Linked DNA regions of Homo sapiens: regions 2 and 3 are each linked to region 1. A link is a contact called in ENCODE Hi-C or POLR2A ChIA-PET data. All regions are on one chromosome and are shown on one strand. Each heading gives the region's core, a stretch centred on a gene start or an enhancer-like site at or near the end of the contact. The rest is flanking DNA. Distances are from core to core; before and after follow the strand shown. Region 1 overlaps LOC107984282 (a long non-coding RNA gene). Region 2 has its middle 36 kb from the start of LINC02870. Region 3 has its middle 14 kb from the start of LINC02870.

Evidence for each region. Hi-C counts contacts between places; a loop is a spot of excess contacts on that map. ChIA-PET counts read pairs that join two places held with the same protein, here RNA polymerase II (POLR2A). Pooled maps may share reads with other maps.
Region 2: a map of CD8-positive, alpha-beta T cell shows a loop between it and region 1 (2.1-fold over the local background). The contact joins two enhancer-like sites. A Hi-C loop is called at or near these places in 7 of 168 maps with a recorded cell type or tissue (CD4-positive, alpha-beta memory T cell, CD8-positive, alpha-beta T cell, IMR-90 and 4 more), 2 of 37 single-sample maps with no recorded cell type and 5 of 50 pooled maps. POLR2A ChIA-PET finds 5 or more read pairs at or near these places in 8 of 52 experiments (AG04450, H1, HepG2 and 4 more).
Region 3: a map of endothelial cell of umbilical vein shows a loop between it and region 1 (4-fold over the local background). The contact joins two enhancer-like sites. A Hi-C loop is called at or near these places in 45 of 168 maps with a recorded cell type or tissue (CD14-positive monocyte, Caco-2, HepG2 and 24 more), 3 of 37 single-sample maps with no recorded cell type and 25 of 50 pooled maps. POLR2A ChIA-PET finds 5 or more read pairs at or near these places in 8 of 52 experiments (H1, HepG2, PC-9 and 3 more).

Annotation. Positions count from the first base shown.
Region 1 is chr10:132,514,630-132,519,283 of GRCh38, reverse strand. LOC107984282 (a long non-coding RNA gene) reads left to right here. Exons shown (of 4, transcript NR_158224.1): 2 at 1-1,167. Among named protein-coding and RNA genes, the nearest start is that of INPP5A, 21 kb to the left of the region's middle. RefSeq lists enhancers at 582-1,089, 1,598-2,105, 2,106-2,614, 2,615-3,122. Within about 2 kb of position 1,888, at least 30 of the 41 ENCODE cell types and tissues checked have a DNase peak (open chromatin) inside an H3K27ac peak, as active enhancers do.
Region 2 is chr10:132,479,300-132,483,767 of GRCh38, reverse strand. No RefSeq gene overlaps it. Among named protein-coding and RNA genes, the nearest start is that of LINC02870, 36 kb to the right of the region's middle. RefSeq lists an enhancer at 2,797-3,396. Within about 2 kb of position 1,572, at least 7 of the 41 ENCODE cell types and tissues checked have a DNase peak (open chromatin) inside an H3K27ac peak, as active enhancers do.
Region 3 is chr10:132,457,517-132,461,843 of GRCh38, reverse strand. No RefSeq gene overlaps it. Among named protein-coding and RNA genes, the nearest start is that of LINC02870, 14 kb to the right of the region's middle. RefSeq lists a silencer at 3,195-3,244. Within about 2 kb of position 3,077, at least 3 of the 41 ENCODE cell types and tissues checked have a DNase peak (open chromatin) inside an H3K27ac peak, as active enhancers do.

The DNA.
Region 1 (4,654 bases), core at 639-3,138:
CAGAGGGGGAGGCGGCTGTCCAGAGAGGCTGCGTCTCCTCCATGGGGAAACAGCCCCGTGCCTGACAACAGCAACACAGCCTCCTGGTGCCGGCCCCACAGCTCAGGTGCTCTCACCACCTGGAGGAGTAGCTGGGATTACAGGAAAGGAAAGAGGAGCCCAGCAGGGGTTAGACAGGGTTAGCGGCTGCTGGGGAGTGAGCTGGCCAGCGGTCTGGGAAGTGTGGCTCGTGCCTCCGACCTTCACCCCGCAGAGGCCCTGAGTCCCTTAGGGATAAAATCTCCACCGATCCTTGTAGGTTTCACAATGTTAAACAAGTGTGCTCTGTGACCTGGTGTCTTCCTCGGGGATTTGTCCAGAAAACAATCAGAAGGTGGGCAAAGATACAGGCCCAAAGGCACCTCGGCTGCTTGTTTCAGCGGCCAAAAAAGCAGACGTGATATAAATGTCCATCGGCAGGTCTGGGTGGAGCAAGTTACGGCACCGGCCCACGTGCCCTTCAATGTAGGCGGGGCTTCTCCAGAGGGAGGAGCACAGAGACACGCCAAGCTGTGCCCGGACCAAATCACAGGTGCACTTGGCCTCACGCCCGCACCCCCGCCTTTTCCTGCGCTGGCCTCCATAGCGGCTGTAGGAACCGCTAGGGAAAGGTCTTGGGGGGACACAACCTGCTTTTACTTTTTTGTAGTTTGTATTTTTTACAAGGGGTATCATTTTTATAATCAGACAATACATGAAGCTACTTTCAGGGTCAACCATCCACACGAACTCTGAGTCTCTGCGTTTGGGGCCGGGCCCTGCCCCCAGGGTCTCTGCAGTGGAAGGACTGGAGCTGTGTTCTGGGTCCCACGGGCTGGAGGCAGCGCTGACTGGGTTGAGCCTGGGGCTTTCTCTGTTGCAAAAGTGCACCCTCCTCAGATGGGGATGGGGAGTGGCCTTCACTAGGGTGGTCCTCCTGGCTGAGCAGGGCCGGCCCAGGGGAGGGCGGGGCCAGCACGTCCCCAGAACAGTGCCTGTCCAGGGGCACAAGGGTTCACTGAAGACTCAGGAGAGGGGTTTAGAGCACAGCCTCCCTCTCCAGGGTCAGGTTCACGGGAGCTGTTGGGGGCTCCTTCCCTCGCAGCAGTGACCACTCCAAGGACCACGGCCTGGACATGAGCGGCAGCGGTGAGCTGGGAGCTGCTGGCCTGGTAGCTATTGTTTCCATGGAGACAGGGTCTCGGCTCAGGTGTCCTGGGGACGGCTGCACCCTGATGTATCTCACACCCCTGCAGGCCCCACGTCAGTGGTTTCTGGGGACAGGGTGCAAGGCTGGCTTTATGGGGGTGCAGCTAGGGCCCAGAGTGGCTGCCCCCAAGGCCCCATACTTGCCCCGAATACTTAGTCATTGTTGAAGGGTGGCCTCGCAGTTTTGTTTTGCACTGGGCCCTGCGTGAGCAGTGGGTACAGAGAGTGAATCCAGAAAAGGCCCCACAGACGTGGGAGACTCCCCAGGGTGGGCAGGGGAAGAAAGTCACCCTCCTGATGGAACAGCAGGTCCTCGCGGGGCAGAAAAACCAGGAGCTGCCCCCGTACAGTGCCTGGTCATCCCTGGGAAGCGCAGGAAGAAGGGGCGTGTGGGTGGGAGTCAGGCTGAGGGCGCAGCCCCTGCCCTGCCCCCACCGGAGGGACCCGGCTTGAGTGTCCAGGGCCTGGTGACCTGGCAGCCCCACAGCCTTGACCGAGCCCCTCCCTCTTCCGGGCTCTGAGAGGAGAGGCCACCCCAGGAGGAGGCCCTGCCGCAGCCTAATAATAACTTCCCGGCTGGTCCAGCGAGCGCCAGCGCAGGCTATTTTTAGAGTCCCCTGGCCCAGCCCCCATGTGACTCAGCCAGGCCAGTGCTGGGATGAGAAAGTCACCCTCTGCGTGGGATGCTCCAGGCGGCCAGTGGGCAGCCCAGGCCCAGGGGGAGGCCAGCAGGACCTCAGGCCTGTGGAACCTGGAACAGCCTCAGCCACCCCGCCCCACCCCCCGCTGGCCTCGGCTCCCTCCTGGCTCCCTGCCGGCTCCTCCCCCAAAGCTAGCTTGGAAAATCTGATGTCAGAATTCCAGCTTCCGCAGGAATGTGGCCCGACCTTCACCTCCCGGAGGAGCCGCCTTGTTGAGGCCTGAGGGGCTGGCTTGGATCTCACCCCTAGGCGTGCCCTGGCACCTGAGAGCCCTCTTTCCAACCAGCTTGGGGCCACCTGCGCCCCCCGCCCCACTGTGGCCCTGGCCAGACTAGTGCCTGCGTCTTGCCCTGCTACTGAGCGCCCCAAGGTGCCACGCGGCAAGTCCCCGGGCTGGTCTCGCCCCAGCAGCCATTTGTCGGGTGCAGCGGTCCGGGGGAACTTGTCTCTGGGACGGTTTCTGGAGCAGGTGACTTGGGTGCCTGTGTACCTGGGAGCCAAGGGGGCGGGTCCCTGCCCCAGCCATGTGTCACTGAATCACATGGGTAGGGAGGCCCCTGATCCTGCCTTTGAGGTGAGGGGAGGGTAGCAGGATCAGGAGAGAGCTGTGTGTGTGTGTGTGTGTGTGTGTGTGCACGCGTTGTGCACTGTGTACTTGCAGATGCATGCTGACGTACATGGTGTGCATGTGTGTACATGCATGTATGAGCACATATTGTGTGGATGTGCACATGTGTGTGCACTGTATCTTATATGCGTATGTTTGCTTGTGCACAGCACACATGTGTGCATTGTGAACATGAACTGTGCATGTATATATACACGTGCGTATGTGGGGTAGCCAGTCCCTTGGGAGCAAACCGTTGCTTCCTCAACGTCTTCTGGTCACAAGGAAGCACTGAGTGATGCGTCTCATGGCCAGGCACCTTCCCACCACAGCCGGAGCCCTGCACAGGCTCTCCAGCCCAGATCCACAATGCCTCCTGTGAGACTGGCAGTCCTCATGCCCCGGGTAGAAAGGGGAAGAGGGAGACCACTTCACAGCCAGGGCCAGCCATAGGGCAGAGGGCAGAGGACAGAGGGCAGAGGGCAGAGGACAGAGGACAGAGGGTGGAAGGCAGAGGGCGGTGGCTCTGCTGGAGCTGGGACACTTGTTTCTGCAGAGGCATGGGCACTGGGGGGCCCCTCCAGAGTCAAGGAGGCTTTGTAGTAGATGGAGAGAGAGCCGACCACCCTGGCTGGAGCTGGGGGTGCAGCAGAGTGAAATGAGACACCCAACACCCCAGTTCTCCCTCACCACTTTCCCAGTGGCTCAAGTGGCTTTGGGCACTGTCCCCTTTGCAAGCAGGAGAACCATGCAGGCAAGAGGTGGCAGCCAGGGTCCCCGGCCTCCCCAGCCTCCCAGCTCTGCCAGAGCTCCCAGGTGCCTTCCAGCTGTGGGACACATTGTCCTGACTGCCCATAGCTCCTGGGTGCCATCCGGCTGTGGAACATATTCCCGTTTATTTCCCAGAACGAGGTCATTCGGGAAGGTGGCCGTTGCTGTGCGAGCCCTGGACTCCCAGCATGGGAGCCGTCCCTGGTTGGTTTTCTCTGCTTCAAGCGTTAGGGTACTTTTATATGTAGACAAGAAAATTGCTTCCTGGGAAGATGGATGATAATAGGAAATTGTACCTTGTAGATCCCACATCTTTTTTTTTTCTTTTTGACTCCTAAGTCTGGCTTTAATGAAACAAAGGAAAATAAAAAGATCTATAAAAAGCGATTCATATTTTCTAGAATGAAAGCATTATGTTGTTTTTCATTAACTTCAAAATCTGTTAGAGAAAGGTTTCTGTTTTAAAGATCAGGCTGGCTGCCCCGGTTGCAGACTTCCTCTTTAAACTGCCCACTGAGGTGCCCCTGGAGACGGGAAAAGCACAAACCCATAACACCTGTGGAGTCCGAGCCCCAGGTCCACCGTGAGACTCTGGCAGGACTTGCAGGCAGCTGCAAGACTGGCGGAATTTGGTGGAAAACATGCTTGGCGGCCCCTCTGCTGTGCCTCCGCCACAGAGGCTGAGGCCAGAAACACAGACGGCCTTGGGCCCACCCCGCTCGTTGCCTCCCATGCAGGAAGCCGAGGCCTGTGTTCATCAGAGCTCCAGTCAGGGCTGCTTTGGGGGCAGCTCTGCCATTTCCCCAGGTGCCTCTTGTGGTTCCACCCCTTCCGAATCCAGGCAGGGATAGTGGCCGGGGACCTCCTCGTGGGGCCACACAGACCCCCTGCCTGAAAGCGTCTCCAGGAGAGGCCTCGGGCCAGGCCAGAGGGAGAGCCTGGGAGCCGTGAACACAGGGCTCTGCGGCGTTTTTGAGTAGGAGCAGACAGAGGGCTTGGAGGACAGAAGAGCTGAGCCAGACATGGATGGGGAGTCCCTGGGAACTGGCTCCCCCAGGGGCTCCATCCAGCCAGGGCTTCCGGAGGGTGCACCAGCCCCAGGTGGGCCCCAGAGGAAGGAAACCCATATACGTGTCCTGTTTTTGTCAAATGCAGAGCTGATCATCTTACACACATGCACCACATACACACACACACAGCACACACACCACACACATACCACACATACACACACCACACATATACCACACATACACCACACACAACCCCACACACCAATACATATGTGCATACACACACCACACACACACATGCACACACACCACACATCCATACAGGACACATTCAT
Region 2 (4,468 bases), core at 323-2,822, 35 kb after region 1:
ATTTTACATTCCCACCAGCAATCTGTGGGGGTCCCAATTCCTCTACACCCTCACCAACTGCTGTTATTTTCCTTGTATTAGGACTACTTGGATTACTTTTTGCAGCTGTCCTCACGGGTAGGACCTGGTGTCTCATTGGGGTTTCTGTTTGCATTCTCCTAACGACTAATGACCTTGAGCATCTCTTCCTGAGCTTATTGGTCGTTTGTATATCTTTCTGAGGAACATGGCTATCAAATACTTTGTCCATTTTTATATCGAGTCACTTCTTATAATTCATTATTATTATTGTAACTATCTTTATTTGAATTATGTTTTCTATTTGCTGATGTTAAGAAATACAATGGCTTTTTATGTGGATCTTGTAAGCCGGCTACCTTGTTAACTTTCTTTTAGTAATTTCTCTACAGATTCATTTTGTTTTTGTAATAATCATTGCCTGGAATTTATGAATTATGTTCTTCCTTTCCAATCCTGGTTCTCTTCACTGCTGTTCCAGTGAATGACAAGGTGTGAGGCTGCCCTGCGTTAAACCTCGGCTGGATCTCTGCCGTGCCGCTGAGGGGAGAGTATTCCCACCTTGGCTCTGGATTTTTTTTTTTTTTTTGACGGAGTCTCACTCTGTCACCCAGGCTAGAGGGCAGTGGTGCAATCTCGGCTCACTGCAAGCTCCACCTCCCGTGTTCACGCCATTCTCCTGCCTCAGCCTCCTGAGTAGCTGGGATTACAGGCGCCCGCCACCACACCTGGCTAATTTTTTGTATTTTTAGTAGAGACGGGGTTTCACCGTGTTAGCCAAGATGGTCTCCATCTCCTGACCTCGTGATCCGCCCACCCCGGCCTCCCAAAGTGCTGGGATTACAGACGTGAGCCACCGTGCCCAGCCTGGGCTCTGGATTTTTAAAGGGGATGCACCGGTGTTTCCCCATTTTTGGTCTGCTGTAGGTTTTTGGTAAGTTTCCCATTTCTAAGTTTGAAAAGTCTCTTCCTTTTTTCCTGAGTGTGTTTTGAGTTGTGTTGAGTGATTTTCGGCATCCACTGGGATGAGCCTGTCTTCCCCTTTAATCCGTTCATGCGGTGAATGAAAGTTATCGATCTTCTCGGTCTAAATCACTCACATTCCTGGGATAATCCCAGCAAATCCCAACACAGTCATGAGTGTCATCACCTTTTAAAAATAGACGCCGTGAGTTCAGTGTGCTAATGATTTGTTTAGGGTTTGTACGTCTTTGTTTGGGAGTGAGATTGTACTAAAACATGATTTTTCTTGGACTATTCTTGTCTGGTTTGTTTTAAAGATTGTAATGGCTTCACAATGATTCAGGGAGTGCTCCCTCCTTTCTACTCTCAGGAAGAGTTTGTAAAAGACTGGAACGTTCTGTTCCTTGAAAGTTTGGTAGAACACATCTGTGCAACCCTGGGCAGGGGAAAATAAGAACCCTGTGAGTTCTTAGTCGGAACAGATCCCTCTTACAAAACAGAGATGAATAGAAGAAAAACAAGCAGAGGCTTATTAACATGTGTGTTTCACGTATGTGTGGGAGATGCCTAGGGCATGAGTCACTCTCAACGAGGCGGCTTTGAATTCCAGCTTGTAGAGCATCTTTAACAAAGAGCGATAGATTTTCAGAGAAGTTCTGGGCAAAAAAGAAAGACTTGGAGTCTCTGTAGGCAGGAACTTGAGGAAAAGCGAATAAATGTCAGATAAAGGCTCCTTCATAAAGCTTGTTGGTGCAGATTATTCTGGAACTATCTTCAGGTGCAGGTGATGAGGGTCTGAAGCTGTCTTCAGTGGTTAACCTTTGTTCTCCCTAGTAGAGGGGGGCAGGATTCCTTCGTCTTTGTAAGCCCGTGTCCTGTGTCGAGGGGGGACCGGGAGCTCTACCTCCGTTGCTCCTCGCAGAGGCCCTCAGCCCCACAGGCCTGCTTTTCAGGAGGCGCGTTCTGGTCTCCCACACCTGTCAACCTGAGTTTTCTTGCAGGAGATTTTAAATCAATGGTTAAATGTCTTTAATGGTTGTAGAATTATTAGGTCATCTCTTCCTTCTTGAATCAATTTTTTGTCATGATCTTCTGCGAATGTATTCATTTTCCACAATTTTCTGGGAATGTATCCATTTAAAATCTTACCTGTTTTGGAAAAGATTTCAAACGGACTGGTTCCTGATATGTTTATCTTTAAACTTCTGCTTGTGTTTGATGATTCTCCTTTTCATTCCTAATACCGACTCTGTTCTCTCTCTCTCTGTTTTTGCCAGTGGCGTCTGTCACCTTCATCTTTCTAATAATCAGCCAACATTTGTCTTTGATCCACCCGATTTGCCTTTTATTTTCTATTTCCTGAGTTTCTGCTCATATTTGTATCTTTGTCCTGCTTTTATTGCTTTAGCCTCTTGTTCTTTTTGTCACTTACGTTGAAGGCTTGGCTCATTAATTTCCATTGTTTCCTTCTTTTAAATCTGTCTAATTTCTGGAGTGAGTTAGTTGCACTTTGCAATATTCCATATGTACGTGGAGAGTTTCATGTACTCATACATAATAGGCAGTGCACCCACTGTAATCTGGTTCTAAGCATTTCTCATTTCTATCATGTGTTATTCTTTAACTCACGGCTTTTAGAAGTGTATATTTTATTTTCCAAATAAATGGTAATTTTGGAAGGTTCTACTTCTTTTTTTTTTTTTTTTTTTTTTGAGATGGAGTCTGGCTCTGTCGCCCAGACTGGAGTGCAGTGGCGTGATCTCGGCTCACTGCAAGCTCCGCCTCCCAGGTTCAAGCAATTCTCCTGCCTCAGCCTCCCGAGTAGCTGGGACTACAGGTGCCCGCCAGCACACCTGGCTAATTTTTTTTTTTTTTTGTAATTTTAGTAGAGACGGGGTTTCACCGTGTAAGCCAGGATGGTCTCGATCTCCTGACATTGTGATCCACCCACCTTGGCCTCCCAAAGTGCTGGGATTACAGGCGTGAGCCACCGCGCCCAGCCCCTGAAAGCTTCTTCTTATCTCAAATTATTAAGATCAGTTGTAAGATCTCATGTTGACTGTTAGCTCGTTGCATCCTGGTCAGGAAACATTGTTGCTACAGCATGAACTGACTGAAGTCAGCTCACTCACTTCCTGTGGGATGTGCAGCTACTTTTCCCAAGTGCTGCATGTACTTTGAGAACAGGAAGGCCCCTTGGACTGCCAGGGTGCCAAGCCTGGGAGGGATGTCCATTCATTTGTCCACATAGCTAGGAAACCCTACACCACAGCTCAGTGTCTCAGTAGGGCACTGCTCGACGACTCAGAAGGATGCCAACTTCCCCGGTGCCCCAGGCAGGGAGAGTGTCTCGGCTCCAGTTGACCTAGACTCTCCTTCAAGTCTTGCCCAAGCTCTCCGACCTTCCTCGGTCTCCCTCAGGGCAGCCTGCACTTCCATATACGGAGGTTCTCATCGTTTCTTGCCTCTCTGCCTGCACTTTTTTCTGCCATCTACACCTATTAGCTGACATTTGTCTGTAAAGAAGAGCCTTCCCTTCTCCCCCACCTCTGCCTCCACATCGTGCATCCTAATTGTGGAAGTGCCGGTTCTTCCCTCACTCAGTGCCCTCTTCCGCCCTGGGCCACTGGCCTTGGTCTGGTCTTGGTCTCGGTCTTGGCACATCTGGGAGTTGTCCCAAATGTGCTGGCTATGAACTCCTCACACTGGAGCTGGCACAGGTGAAAAGTTGAAAGAGAGATACCAGCTGATGTTTACGAAGATGCGATTGAGAAATACCAGCTGATGTTTATGAAGACGCGTTTGGAACAGGGCATGTGCATGTCCTGGGGACCAGCACGGCAGCTCGGCCACCAGGACACAGGGGCACTGCCTGTTCCCTCCCTGAGTGGTCAGTGTTCTTGGGCCAGTGGCCATAGTCAGCTCGTTCTCTGTCACCAGCGTGTGGGTCACACAACATTGGGAAGCCCTGTGTACACATTTCCATGTGTCCCGTGACAGGTGGCAGCTCCTCCCAGGACACCAAGAAAGAGACCAAGGGGCTGGGCTGGGTTCACAGTCGGATGTGAGTGGCCTCCAGGCCTGCAGGACAAGGAGGCCAAGCACTTTCTGCAGCCACAGGGTGATTCCTGATGCAGGTTTCCATCCCAGCGTCACCTGTGGTGGCACCTGCAGCCCCACCCATTGGGAGCTCATCTTCTACTCCCTAGGGGGGCAATGCAGAGGGGTCTACTTCTTCCTCTGCAGTGCGAGGCGGGGTCGTCTTCTGCATTTAGAGTCCAAGCCAAAAGTCCCCTCCAGAACCAGCTCACGCAGGGGTCTCACGCCTTTCTCCACCCACCCTCAGGCCCGTCAGCCATGCATGGTCCCGCAAGGTCACTGAGCCACCCTAAGCCCTGGCCTTTTCCCTCTGTGGGAAGGGGCTCAAGGTGGGGCTCTAGGTACGGCTAAAGGTGGGGCTCAAGGTGGGGCTCAAGGTGGGCCCCTT
Region 3 (4,327 bases), core at 1,828-4,327, 59 kb after region 1:
CACAGGAGTGACTCGCACCTGCCCCTCTGGGACTCCCTGGACCCCACCCTGCTGGGGCGGCTGCATCACACACAGGCCCCTTCTGCAGCAAAATAAGGCACCTCGAAGAGGTCACAAGCTGAGAGCTCCCCAGTCTGGTGACCCAGCCCGTGCCGCCCTAACTGCTGGCCCTCAGTCAGCCTCGCTGGAATGGCCTCTGCATGCCCCATAGGCCCTCGTCTCCCTGGGCCACGCTGAGTGCTCAGCTGCCACGCCTGGCGTGGGGCGTAGTTAGGCCCCACCCGGATGTGGGACGCCCATGGCTCTTCCTCTCCTGTTCCGGAGCCACGGCCACACGAGCACAGGGGAATAGCACTGGACACAGAGCAGAGCCAGCCATGCCCCCAGGGAGGTGTGCACAGGCCAGAGAGTGCCAGGGAAGCAAGAGAGAGGGGCTGGGGGCAACAAGGAAGGGCGGGAGGGGCTGCCAGGACGGGGAGACAGGAGGGCTCCTGAGAGGAGATCAGATGGAAAGCACTGTTAGCTGGGGGGGAGAGAAGAAGGGGAGGAGGAGGATGGAGGAGGAAAGAGGAGGAGGATGAAGGAGGAGGGAGGAGGATGGAGGGCAGAGGAGGGAACTTGACAGTGGAGGGGGAGAGCTGAGAGCAGGGCAGGCCTGGGGTGCGGGGCCCTGGTGTTGCTGTGAATTCCAAGTAGAGTGCCAGCCTGTCCTTCCTTCCTCTGGAGTCTGGGGGAGACACAGGGGCTCTGAGTGGCCTTGGAACAGGCAGGTCCAGGCTGGTGTGGCTGAGGCTCTGGCAGCCACCGTTCCTCCCGCCTGGGACCACTCTGGGGAGGACCCCCAGGCTCCAAGGGCATGGAGAGGTCCTGCTAGGACCTAATGGAGCTGCAGGTCAGGCAGAGCCTGGAGTGTCCCTGCCATCCCAGGAGGGCCCCTCACTGGCCTGGGGAAAGTAGAGGCAGCCCAGACAGTCTGCAGCCACCTCCACCCAGGCCAGGTGGGGACAGGGCCCCTGGGAGGCAGAAGCAAGGGCAGTGAGAACCCGGCTGCTCCGTCCATCTCTGTGCTGGCCGAGCCCAGACAGACCCTCTTCCCCAGGGGATCCCACAGCATGCAGATGCTGCCCCCTACTCCAGCACCCTCCAGGGCTGCTGGGCAGACCCAAAGTCCATCCTAGACTAGCTCCACAATTGGGAAAGCCTGAATAACCACAAAACAAACCGAAGTCATTCTTCACTGTCCCTCAAGGAGCAGATGTTGGAGAAGTTTGAACCTACATGGGGCCAAAACCACCTAACCGGGACCACCTGCAACATGGCTCATTGTCCTTGCCGCCTGAACTCAGCACTCCCCTCTGCAGTGCCTGGCTGCAGAGGGGAGGGGCCACGTGGAAGGCAGCAGAGAAGTGGCTGGGCGCTGCATGGAGCATGGGCCGGAGGCCATCGGCCGCCATGGAGAAGGCGATCCCTCACCTGGCCAGCTGGTTTAATCCCAGGTCTGTGCTCTCAGCATCTGGCCCCACTTTTCAGCTGCAGCCCCCACCCTGTGTTGGTCACCCACAGGTCACCCTGAGCTGGACAGGCACACCCACTGCAAAGCTCAACTCCGGGTGTGAGGCTGAGGAGGCCGCAGGCACCGGGACGCTTTTGGAGACTGTGTGAGGGCAACACCACCGTTGGAAGAGACCCCCACGTGGGGGGCACGCCCGAGATGCACCCCAAGACATCCACGCCCTAAACCCTCTGACCTGCAAATGTGTTACTTTGCATGGCAGAGGGAACTGAGTGACCCTAACATGGGGACATTGTCTGGATCATCCGGGTGGATCCCCCGAGTTACAAGAGTCCAGAAAAGGAGAGGAGGGAGGCAGAAGACGAGAGTCCAGGGAGACACGAGGGTGGAAACTCAGCTGGTGGCTGCTGCTGGCTTCAACAGGCAGGAGGGGCCAGGAGCCGGGAACGTTGTGGCCTCTAGAAGCTGGAAAAGGCAAGAAAACGAATTCTCTCCGAGTCCCCAAAGAACACACAGCTCTGCCCACACCCTGGTTTCAGCCTAGTGAGATCTGAGTTGGACTTTGACCTCCACACTGTGGGCTCACAGGTGGACTTTTCAAGCTGTTCAGTTTGTGGCCATCAGTTAGAGCAGCCACAGGAGACTCCTCCACCACCTTTCCGAAGCCTGCAGCCCGGCAGAGAAAGGAGCACGTGGCCTGTGCACCGCCAGACTGCACGCAACACAGCTCCCACCATCACCAGGCACCTGCGGCGGGTCTGAGTTGTTCTGTAGACAGAAGTGTGTGGGGGTCCCAAGGCTGAGTGTGGCAGAGCCACCTGCTGAGGTCCTGGTCTACGGGGGTCTCCACCCAGCCTCCTGACCCCCATCAGAGCTGGCAGACAGCCTGGGAGGCCTCAGAGGCTGCGGGGCCAGGCCTCACCTGACGGGAGGGTTGCCAGGGCCTGAGGCAGGAGCACGGCCGGTCTGCGGTGGTGCGGGGAGCCATGCCGGGGGCCGAGATCAATGGGAGACCCCTGTGTCCTCGCTCACTGCGGCACACCCTCCAGTCACACCCTGCCCTGTGTCCTCTCCCACTGCGGCACACCCTCCAGTCACACCTTGCCCAGTTTAAAAGTTCACAGCCCAGGCTCTTCCAGGAACAGGGAGGGCCAGACTCCCAGACTGTGTGCAAAGCGGCTGCCCTGCCCTGGTGCTCAGCTCAGGGTGCAGACTCCTGGAGGGATGACGATGACAAGGATGACGATGATGCCGGTGCACACAGGACGCAGGGACCGCGGCGGCCATCACAGCACTGCACCTTGGAGGTGGGAAACCTGGCAGGGCCTGCACATTCCACGACGGGGGCAGTGAAGCCCAGTGACTGGGGAAATCACAGTGGGAACCGCCTGGAGGACGCGCCACAAGCTGATGGCAAGGCAGACGCTTGGCCTGTGAACCCCATGTCCTCTGTAACTGTGCTAGTGGTTTTGTGGTCAGAGGTCTTTTTGGAGAAGCATTTGGTGCTGTTGGCTCCAGGGTGGTTTCCAGGGGGAATGGGAATGCGTGCGGAGAGGCAGGCTCCCATGGGGCGTGGGGCTCAGGGCACAGGGCTGTGGTACAGGGCGCGGGGCGTCGGGCACCTGCTCACGTGGGCGGGGTGCCCTCTGCTGGTGGAGGTGGGCACGGCAGCGGGCTGGGCGCTGCGGGCTGGGCGGAGGGGGCTGCGCTGTGGCCCACAGGAGTTGGGGAGCATGGGGGGCAGTGTTCTGGCCACACTGTTCAGGGCCGTCTCCAGCTTCCGTCTCCAGTCCCAGGAGCCACTTCCACCTGCCGGCTCTGGGGGACTCGCTCTTTTGGGGGCCCTTGATATCTGAGGATGGGAGTCCTAGGAAAAGTGCCACCGTGGCCACCTTGGTCTCTTTCCTGAGAGACAGACTTGGCATTGATGATGCTCCCTGGGGAACGCCATTGCCCAGAGCAGCCAATCAAGCCACTCGGGTGGACAGCGTTGCTCAGGCGCTCCTGGCGTCAAGGAGGTTTTCAGGCCCCTGATCATGCTGGGTCCCGGGAACACCCCCTGGGCTGAGGCTCTGGAATCTGGGTGGGATGGTCTCTCCTAGACCCCCTCAGCGGGTGCCTGTCATCCACACAAGGCTCAGCCTCATAGGCTCCACGCCAGCAGGGACCATCACCGCCTCCATCAGGGTCCACATTTCCCCCACGTCGCGGGGCCTCTGCTGGCACCCAGCCTTCTATGCTCCTGCCACGAGCACGGCCTCCTTGGAGGATGGGAGCCACAGACAGGGCCAGATGACGAGGAGAGAAGGTGCCCCAAGACCTCCGTGTGCCCACGCCCCTCCCTTCGGGGACGGCCGGGTGCGTTCCTCCATGCCAGCCAGTCAGTGCAGAGCCTGCAGCCCACAGCCGCAAGGAGGTAAAGGCTGAGGTTGGCTGGGCCCTGTGGGATCCGCCTCACATCCACTCTCGGGTGCAGGCGGGAAGGAGGGGTCCGGATGGTGCCACCTGGTGATCTGGCACAGGCAGGTCCCTCATTGGGGTGATGGCTTCCCGGGGCCCTCCAGGCCCCTCCTGGCGGTGGGTATTGGTACCTCCTGTGCTTGGTGGCTGCCCGCGAAGCTGTCCCTCCCCTGCCCTCCCTCCCCAGGCACCTGCTACCCACCTGCTTACCGCGGGGGTGAGTACTTTCTGAGGACATGAAAAGGAGCCAGAGGCTGGCAAGAGGCAGGTGTTGGGGTCCAAACCCACGGTGCTCCGGGCTCTGAGGAGGCTGCATCCGGCTGCTGAGGTGGGTTGGGGGCTGGGGTGGTCCTG